Regions from separate parts of the Homo sapiens genome. Here all the other regions are linked to region 3. The links are chromatin contacts, found by Hi-C or POLR2A ChIA-PET in ENCODE. All regions are on one chromosome and are shown on one strand. The core of a region is the stretch at or near the end of the contact, and the rest is flanking DNA. Distances in the headings are between cores, read along the strand shown.

What was found. Hi-C counts contacts between places; a loop is a spot of excess contacts on that map. ChIA-PET counts read pairs that join two places held with the same protein, here RNA polymerase II (POLR2A). Pooled maps may share reads with other maps.
Region 1: a map of ascending aorta shows a loop between it and region 3 (3-fold over the local background). The contact joins two enhancer-like sites. A Hi-C loop is called at or near these places in 1 of 168 maps with a recorded cell type or tissue (ascending aorta). POLR2A ChIA-PET finds 5 or more read pairs at or near these places in 1 of 52 experiments (activated CD4-positive, alpha-beta T cell).
Region 2: a map of aorta shows a loop between it and region 3 (12-fold over the local background). The contact joins two enhancer-like sites. A Hi-C loop is called at or near these places in 1 of 168 maps with a recorded cell type or tissue (aorta) and 6 of 50 pooled maps. POLR2A ChIA-PET finds 5 or more read pairs at or near these places in 1 of 52 experiments (GM12878).

What each region holds. Positions count from the first base shown.
Region 1 is chr10:62,431,565-62,434,579 of GRCh38, forward strand. It overlaps a transcript of ZNF365 not described here. Among named protein-coding and RNA genes, the nearest start is that of ZNF365, 59 kb to the left of the region's middle. Within about 2 kb of position 1,752, at least 7 of the 41 ENCODE cell types and tissues checked have a DNase peak (open chromatin) inside an H3K27ac peak, as active enhancers do; they include ascending aorta, where a contact is called at or near this core.
Region 2 is chr10:63,628,067-63,631,065 of GRCh38, forward strand. No RefSeq gene overlaps it. Among named protein-coding and RNA genes, the nearest start is that of REEP3, 110 kb to the left of the region's middle. RefSeq lists enhancers at 950-1,159, 1,550-1,729, 1,740-1,789 and a silencer at 2,260-2,589. Within about 2 kb of position 1,750, at least 41 of the 41 ENCODE cell types and tissues checked have a DNase peak (open chromatin) inside an H3K27ac peak, as active enhancers do.
Region 3 is chr10:63,114,584-63,117,283 of GRCh38, forward strand. No RefSeq gene overlaps it. Among named protein-coding and RNA genes, the nearest start is that of NRBF2, 17 kb to the right of the region's middle. Within about 2 kb of position 1,373, at least 21 of the 41 ENCODE cell types and tissues checked have a DNase peak (open chromatin) inside an H3K27ac peak, as active enhancers do; they include ascending aorta, where a contact is called at or near this core.

The DNA of each region.
Region 1 (3,015 bases), core at 502-3,001, 680 kb before region 3:
TCTACCCTATTTTTGATGGTTCCAACCAATGCCACGATGCAGATCTCAGTATATTTCTGGGAGTGAATGTTTATGATGAGCCTCTAGGCAAAAGGGTTTGCACAACAAAATAATCTTTTGTTGACAAAGACAAAGCAAGACAGAGGATGAGCTTCTGGATATAAGAATAGGATAAGAATGGGTATTATTTTAAGAAAGATTTTCCTAAAAACAGCCATCTGATAAGTTCTCCAGTCTGCCATTTTAAGTAGAGAGGTTTAAATAGCATTTGGGTTTTTGTTTGTTTGTTTGTTTGCCTTTTTTTTTTTAAAGTACCCAATGCAAATAGAAACTCCAATAGTGATATTGAGATCCAAAACTGACAAAGGCAGGGTTTGGTATTGAAAGAAGAATGAGAGACCTGAGGTAACTTACAGTTGGTCACAAAAACATACTGTGAGCATGGGCAAATCACTTTTTGGGATCCCAGCTTTCACATCTGTAAAAATAAAGTGTTGGAAGATGTTTAAGCTATTTTTTAGTCTGGTTTACTGTGATTTGTCTGCCACTTGAGACTTCCAGCAGTATTGTTCATGAGTGGATGCAGGTTAAACCTGCAAGCCGTGGCCCTGTGAACATGGGCTCTGGAGGTGAGGGGTCCAGCCTTTGTCCGGATTAGCATTGCTGGGAGCTGAGGGGCAAATAAGATATTTTAGGAGAGCAGTTTTTAGGAGAGCAGTTTCTTGTTTCCCATATTGTCTCCATCATTTGGTCCCAGACATTTTACTCATGTGCTTCAGAAGTAATTTGAGCCAATACTTTGTTAATTCAACCCTGAATTCAATCTTCCATAGCAGGAAGCAACCTTAGGAATGACAGCAGGTCAGGGCTGCTCCTATAGTTTGAGGGACTTCTGTTTTTCTGTCTTGGAGTCTGATTTCCAGGAAGAATTTCACTGAAATGGGTACCTTAGTATTTACAAACCTAGCACAGATGGATTGACCATTGACATTTCCTGGGTTCTTTTTCTAAGCCCCTTACTTAAACAATTAATACCTTGAAATCTTTTAAAAGACCACTGCCTTTTAAGACCATTGTGAGTATATTAATACCTCCATATTTTCAGTTTAGCCTGATGTTGGGTAAAATGTAAATGCACAACAAATGATAGCAACTATTACCATTATTATAATGACAGAAGACGGGCAATTTTGCAAGAGCCAATTAGGATAAGTATCAGGCCCTAAAAGATTTCCAAATATATCAGTAAGATTGATGAAAATCAGGAAGAAGACCACTTCTTTATCTCAAATAATATGAAAAAGTTTCAGTCCCCAGAATATTCTCTTGAAAGCCCTAAAATGTACATGGAGATCTTTCCCAGTAAACCCAAATTAGGCATTAACTCCTCTCACTTTTCATTTATCATGAGATTTAACAAACTTAAGGATTTGTCCACAGCAAAACCACTCCACACTTTGGGTTTTCCCTAAAAACTCAGATTATCAGGGAAATCAAACCAAAAGGAACTTCAAATTCATCCTAGATCATGGACTGTTCCTTGTAGAACCTACTGCTTGATATGAAGTTTGATTTGGATTTGTTTGAACAGGAATAAAAACTGAGGTAAAGGAAAGGCTACAATAACTCCAATAGAAGTAATGAGTTACTAAACAGTTTAATGAGTTTTGGAGGCCCCTGAAATTTGGGTTCCTGAAATGAATTCTCTCAGACAGTAGACAAATGACTCACCAACTTTGGCCATCGAGGCGGGCTGAGTCATCTAAAGTCAGCTGAATCACCTGCTTTCAGCTCTGTTTTATAAGAATTGGGGCTGGCTGGATATTTCTGTCCCTCTGATTGCAAGTATTAAGCATTTAAAAAAACAGAGAATATGATGTCCTTCTTAGGAAAACCACACAAATTGCTCATGCACAGATGGACTGCATTAGTGAAAACAGATTAGTAATTGCTTTTAGTTCCTGATGATGAAAAAGTGGCTCTGAACACCTACCTCGCTGGATTCTTTACTCACCAGATAAACCAAGTGATACTTGATGACGATCCAGATTTGGATTTAAGAAGCAGAAGGTCAACTCCACAGAGCTCCAAGTCAGGTTGAGAGCATCCTGAGATGGCATCGGTAGAGCTTGCCTTTAAATCCTGGACCCCAATCCAGGCCAAACACACATTATGATTGGAGTTAAAAAAAATGTTTTCACAACAAGGAAATATTGAAATAAGTCAGCTAACATTTTCATTTGGAAATACAGAGGAAGTTAAGGCGTTTTGGGGGTGCTTAGTTTCCTTGTGTGTATTTTTATAGTTTTTTAGTGGGATGGAGATTTAGTGGAGGCAGGCTGGTACAAGGGAAAGAATCCAGGTCCAGGAACTGAAGATTCTTAGTGAGCTGTGTGACCCAGATGTACTTTCAGGGCTTTCTCAGACTTAGTTTCTTCTGCTAGTAAATGAAAATGTGTGTGTTAGTGTTTCCTAAACCTGCTTGAACATAAGGATCACCTGGGGCACGTGTTAAAAAAATCTGAATGCACTTGGCCTCACCCAAACCTGTCGGAATCCGAATCAGCAGGGTGAGGCCTGAGAATTGATATTTTAACCAGCACCTTGGGTGATTTTTTTGTTCAGACAAGTTTGGGAAACATTGAATTAGATAATCAGTAAGATATGCTTCGGGTCTAAGATTGCTCAGTGGTGCTTCAACACAGCAAACCTTATTTTTTTTTTCTCCCTGTAAATTGGAGAAACAACAATCAAATGAAAAACAAATCAACTGATGGGTGGAGAGGTTTTGGTGGGGCTAATGTGCAACTTTATCACAATGCTTACAAACGTTTGTGGGTATACTTAACCTCAGGTGCTCAAGGACTGTGTGTTGTCCCTGCTCTAAATTGATACTTCCTCTTAGGAAGGGCCTGAACAATTCATTCATCCTAGAATGAAGAGCCTTCTTGCATTTTCTCTCTGGCATATTAATATAATTAGATGTCGGTGGGACTGAGACTAGCAGGGAAAGCA
Region 2 (2,999 bases), core at 500-2,999, 510 kb after region 3:
AATAAAATGCACACACACACACACAAAAGGCTAAATGCCTTTTTACACAGGAGATTAACTTTATTCAGTCTTTAAGCTGAAAGCAAGTACAGTTAGGATATATAGCAGGCGACAGTTTCCATATGTTCTAGGAAAGTGGAGCTGTATTATTTATAGTTTACAACATGTTGTATAAAATTAAAGCTAGCAAGGGGGCTCCCAGGGAGGTAAATTAAACAAAGAAGGGAAGACTTAGAGAACTCTATTTTGCTATAATCAGAGAACATGCCTATAAGAAAGCACTAAAAAAAATAATATTTAACATTAAACAATATGCAAAAGTACTTGGGGTGTTTACAATAGCTTAAATTCTAAAATTAAAAAGGACATTGAAGACTGAGAAGGGGAAAAACACCTTAATTTTGTAATCTTAATAGAAAGAAAAATGTGTCCTAAAAGCAGGAGTAAATAAATGTCATTAAAAAGGTGTATCTTCCAAAGTGCAAAGACACGTTACAAGAAATCAGGTTGCTCTTTGACCCACCAGTCTCAAAGCACATTAGACTGCAGCAAGTAATAATTGCTTCCTCATTTAGATTAGACAATGAGTGCTCTCTGCAAGCTGCTCTCCTCTAAATAGATTGTAGAGAGTAATTGAAACAAGTTATATGGGGAAGTGGAGTGACCGATTCCTCAAAGTGTGGGAGCAGAGCTATGGTAACCTCTTGAGCCTGGCCTTCATCCTGTTCCTATTTAGGGAATCCGCGGGGCAGCCAGTGTTGAGTGCAGTCTGCAGTTCGCCGGCTTTATTGTTCAGACTTGAAGAGAAGGTCACATGCCCTCTTTGACAGAGAGGTTTATGGGCTCTCTCTAATTAGCAGCACCCTCCACCAGACAGACTGTTGGCCACTTTCCAAGAACGGGACTTGGTAGCGGCCACTGATGAAGGAGAAAACAAGGTTATTTACCCTGCGACTGTAATTCTTGGCACAAATTCTCCCTTTACACTCAGACACGTTTTTTCTTTTGTTCCAACTTGCCTTTGGAATCCTGATTAGGGCGTTAAGAGAGGGAAATGCAGCTATATATTTAGTGGTGTAAGCAACCCATATGTTGGCCTTAGATACTTTTGACTATTCTAAGACCTCATACCAAAAGAGAGAAAGAAAAAGGAAAACGAAAAGGGCAGCGTAGTCGAGCGTTGCTTGCAAATGTAACTGCTTAAGCACATGCCCACACACAACTCCAGAAAAGGAAGTTTAATTTGCAACATCTATAAAATAACGACAGTTGTATGGTAGGACACAGAAATCCCAGCGGTAAAGTGTGATTGGGCTTAGCTATTATTGGAGTGTTAAAAGAGTACCGGGAATATATTTGGCTTGTCCTGTTCTGTCAGTTCTGTAGGCCGGTGGATTAAGCTGATAGAAATGCTTTTTGGTTGATTTAAACCAGATGCTCCGACTATTTTTGTCCCGTTTGCAGGCGCAGAAGCTCTGCATAAGGCAATACTGCCCCCCTCGGCCGACCGCCAACTGCAAGGCGTAGGAGACTGCTCTCCACTAGCCACCTCGGCCATAAAACCCTTTCAAGTCCCTATTATTATTCCAGGCACATTCCAAGGGGATTGAGTCACAGAGTTCACTTGGCTTTTCTCCTGCCCTGAACTGCCTGTACCAGGTGGAATACGACTCTCAACTTCAAATATGGAATCCAAAAGCAGTCAAAGAGCGCTTTAGAGCAAGCCCCAGATGCGAACTCTACTGCCACTTCTCCCCCTCCCCCAACTGGGGTTTGCTGGCTGCGCAGCTGTAGTCCCACGCCAGCACTAAGGTCGCCTGGTCGACAAATGAGGGTTTTCTTTGGGGCATCCTGTAGAGCTGTCCTATTTTCTCTACCACTTTGAGAAGCCCCAAGGGCTGCTTGGCGGCGAGGCACAGACTGGGCTGAAAACTTTTCCGTTGGGCAGTGCGTCCCGGAGACCCAGGAGGCCCAGGCCGGGAGCCCAGGGGGCTGGAGGTTCTGCTGGCTTTTAAGTCTGCTAGGAGGGAAAACTCCCAGCCCCTCCCACGCGTCCTCCCAGACTCGCCGGCCGCCTGCCCCGGGCGGGGAACGCGCACATCTGGCGGCCCAGGAGCCACATCTGATGCACTAACCCCCGCACCCAGATGTCCAAGAGGCCGGGGGAGTCAAAGAACGCCAGGGGCGGGGCGACCGCGGCTGCGGCTCCTCCCTCGGGCAGAGGGAGTCCAGATGCGAGGGACGCCCTCCAGAGCCGAGCTGGGCCGGCCGGGCAGCTAGGGTGCTGGGAGGTTGCGGTGCAGGGTGGGTGGGTGCAGTGAGGCTGGAGCCACGCTGGGGGGGCTGGGCTGGCGGGGGGAGGCTGGAGCCGCGCCGGGGAGAGGGAGGCGGCGGTTGGGTGCTGGAGGGCGCTGGTGCCGTGCCAGTGGGCGGTGGCGCCTTACGCCACCCGCCCCACCCCCGTCACCGTGCCCGCCCCACTGCGTGGGATTTTACAACCTAGGTCCCCGGGAGGTGGTGGTGGAGGGAGGGGCGGCGGGGACGTTTCCGGGGCGGGGGAGGGGCGCACTGCTCCAGAACTGGACCGAGGGCGGGGCTCCCCTCTGCTTCTCCCCTCTGTTCCAGCGCTGAGACGCAGGCCTTTCCTGGCGCGAAGCGACTCGCCCCGGAGCTCCCCTGCACCGTCCTGGGTGTCAGGACGCGTCAACCCAGATGACCCGACCCGGAGATCCTGGATCCTCTGCCCTCTTCCCCCTACCAAGTCCTTAACCGGAGAGGGAGGAGCTACCAATGTCCTCCAGACGTTCTCCAAAGCCCGAGCTGCCGGGAGAAGCTTGCTCAAGGCGGGTGCGCCCCTCAGACGTTTGTTTGCACGCAGGGGTTTTGACGTTTCGCTAAGCAACAGCGTTTGCCAGGGAATCAGGGCTGTTTCGAAGAGCTTGCGTCTATTTGATGCTCCCATCTTGAACAAATCGTTTCCATTCGATTTGTTTAACCAA
Region 3 (2,700 bases), core at 123-2,622:
ACTGTGGAAAATACTTTTAAAAGGAGGCTGGAGGCAAATTTCTCTTAGAAAATTTAATAGCAGAGGCCTGGCACGGTAGCTCACACCTGTAATCCCAGCACTTTGGAAGGTCGAGGAAGGCAGATCACTTGAGGTCAGGAGTTTGAGACCAGCCTGGCCAACATGGTGAAACTCCACCTCTTCTAAAAATCCAAAAATTAGATGGGCATGGTGGCAGGCACCTGTAATCCCAGCTACTCAGGGGGCTGAGGCAGGAGAATCGCTTGAACCTGGGAGGCAGAAGTTGCAGTGGGCCGAGATCACACCATTGCACTCCGGCCAGGGGGACAGAGAGAGGCTCTGTCTCAAAAAAATAAAAAGAAAAGGAAAGAAAACTTAAGAGCAGTTGCTGAATTTATGCCTTATGATTTAGATCATTTCTAAGTGTCCTCTCACTGACCTTTACTTAAGGCCATGATACTCTACCATCTTCTAATATCTCATGATTCCCTTGATCCCTTCCCAGTATGTGACCACTCTATTTGAAATAAAGTCCAGATTGACTAGCATTTTCCGTCAAAGGGTCAGAGGAAGAGGTGGAACTGGAAGTTTGAGGTCTGTATAATTGGGGGTAGTGAATACAGTGGATGGAAAGGATTTGATTAGGATGTCTTAGTGTCCTGAAGTGCCTGGAAAGAAAATGTAGGTAAAAGGGATTTCCCTTGTGTCCAACCCAGCATAGATCAACAGGTAAGTTATATATATATATATATATATATATAAATTCGCCAGGCTGGAGTGTGGTGGCACTATCTTGGCTCACTGCAATCTCTGCCACCCGGGTTCAAGCGATTCTCCTGCCTCAGCCTCCTGAGAAGCTGGGACTACAGGCACGTGCCATCACGCCCAGCTAATTTTTGTATTTTTAGTAGAGACAGGGTTTCACCATGTTGGCCAGGATGGTCTTGATCTCTTGACCTTGTGATCCACCTGCCTTGGCCTCCCAAGTGCTGGGATTACAGGTGTGAGCCACAGCACCCAGCTGAAGTTATATTTTATAGATAGAAAAAAGGCAGCACTACTGGTGCACCAGAAGCTGAGTGGTCCAAGGACATTAGGATTCTGGAGGGTTCGCTTCAGCTTCCTTTTTTGAGAAACACTAACTTAGTACAAAGTCGATTGAATCATTGCCTTTCTGCATTTATTTGACTGCCGTTTCCCAAATGTCAGCTTACTGAATAAAAAACTACCCTGAAATTCTGCTTTCCTTGGACTCTCCTCTATTGAACTTGGTTGAATAGAATGCCTGACTCCTGCCTAACTTGGCTTTGTTCACCCTGGCTCAGGCTGAAGCAACTGGACAAGTTGGCTCAGAGTCCGAGGAGTTAGAGCCTGCTGACCTCACAGCTACCCTCCCCCTTCTCACATGGCCAGTTCCTGCCCAGTCTAGTTTGTGAATAGTTCTTGGAAAATACCCTGGAGGAGAATAGAGTCACTAACAATAGCGACTCTCTTTTTAGCCTGAACCTCTTAGTACTCAGGACTGTGAACCTAGGAAAACCAAAAATAACAAATGTAATTGCAGTGGGTTACCCTCTATTTCTATTATTACCAACATCCAGTCATTCTGGTAGATATTTAGCTGCTTGTCGTGGAAAAATAACTGGGTTTATAACCAGACAGAGCTAGATTCAAGACCTAGCTCAGCCATTTATTAATTTTATGACATTGGACAAGTCCCTAATTTGAGCCCGTTAGAATTGAAAGAGGGAATGTACATGTAAGTGCTTGGAAACGTGCAAAGTATTATACAGTACAAAGTCAAACCATTAATATTGGGAAATAGGGATAATTTGAAAGTTTCAGGAAACAGAATAATTTAATTGTTCAAAAAACACTTGAATCAGCCCGAAGCAAAATGGGGCTTACTAGTCAACACCAGTCTTAAAAATAAACAACTAAACTATACTGTAGTTAGTTTCTGTTTAAAGTTAAAGGCAGTCTTCCCTTTTGTTCATGATGAAGTTGGAAATGGGGAAGGACTTATCAGATCCTTTCATATCAGGGAATGACGCAGAAGGATGATGGGCCCTCACACCTATTAAGTACAGGAAAGATGGCCATTGCTTACATGCTGGCTCTGCTGGCAAACTGTTTTTTTTTTTTTTTTCTCTGAAGTTAAGCCCTTGTTTTTGCCACTTAGTATTTTTATTTTATATATAATGAAAGGGGTTGGTTCTTCAGACTTGGGCATATTTTTACCCTATATCACTCTTGTGCATATATAAAAAGGGAAACAGGCCAGGCATGGTGACTCATACCTGTAATCCCAGCACATTGGGAGGCCGAGATGGGCAGATTGCTTGAGCTCAGGAGTTCAAGACCAGCCTAGGCAACATGGCAAAAACCCATCTTTACCAAAAAAGATACAAAAATTAGCCAGGAATGATAGCACAAGCCTGTAGTCCCAGCTACTTGGAGGCTGAGATGGGAGGATCACTTGAGCCCAGGTGGTCGCGTTATCAGTGAGCCAACATTGTGCCATAGCATTCCAGCCTGGGTGACAGAGTGAGACCCTTTTTAAAAAAACAAAACAAAAAAAAAAAGCCCTGGTGCGGTGGCTCACGCCTGTAATCCCAGCACTTTGGGAGGCCAAGGCAGGTGGATCATGAGGTCAAGAGATCGAGACCATCCTGGATAACATGGTGAAACCCCGTCTCT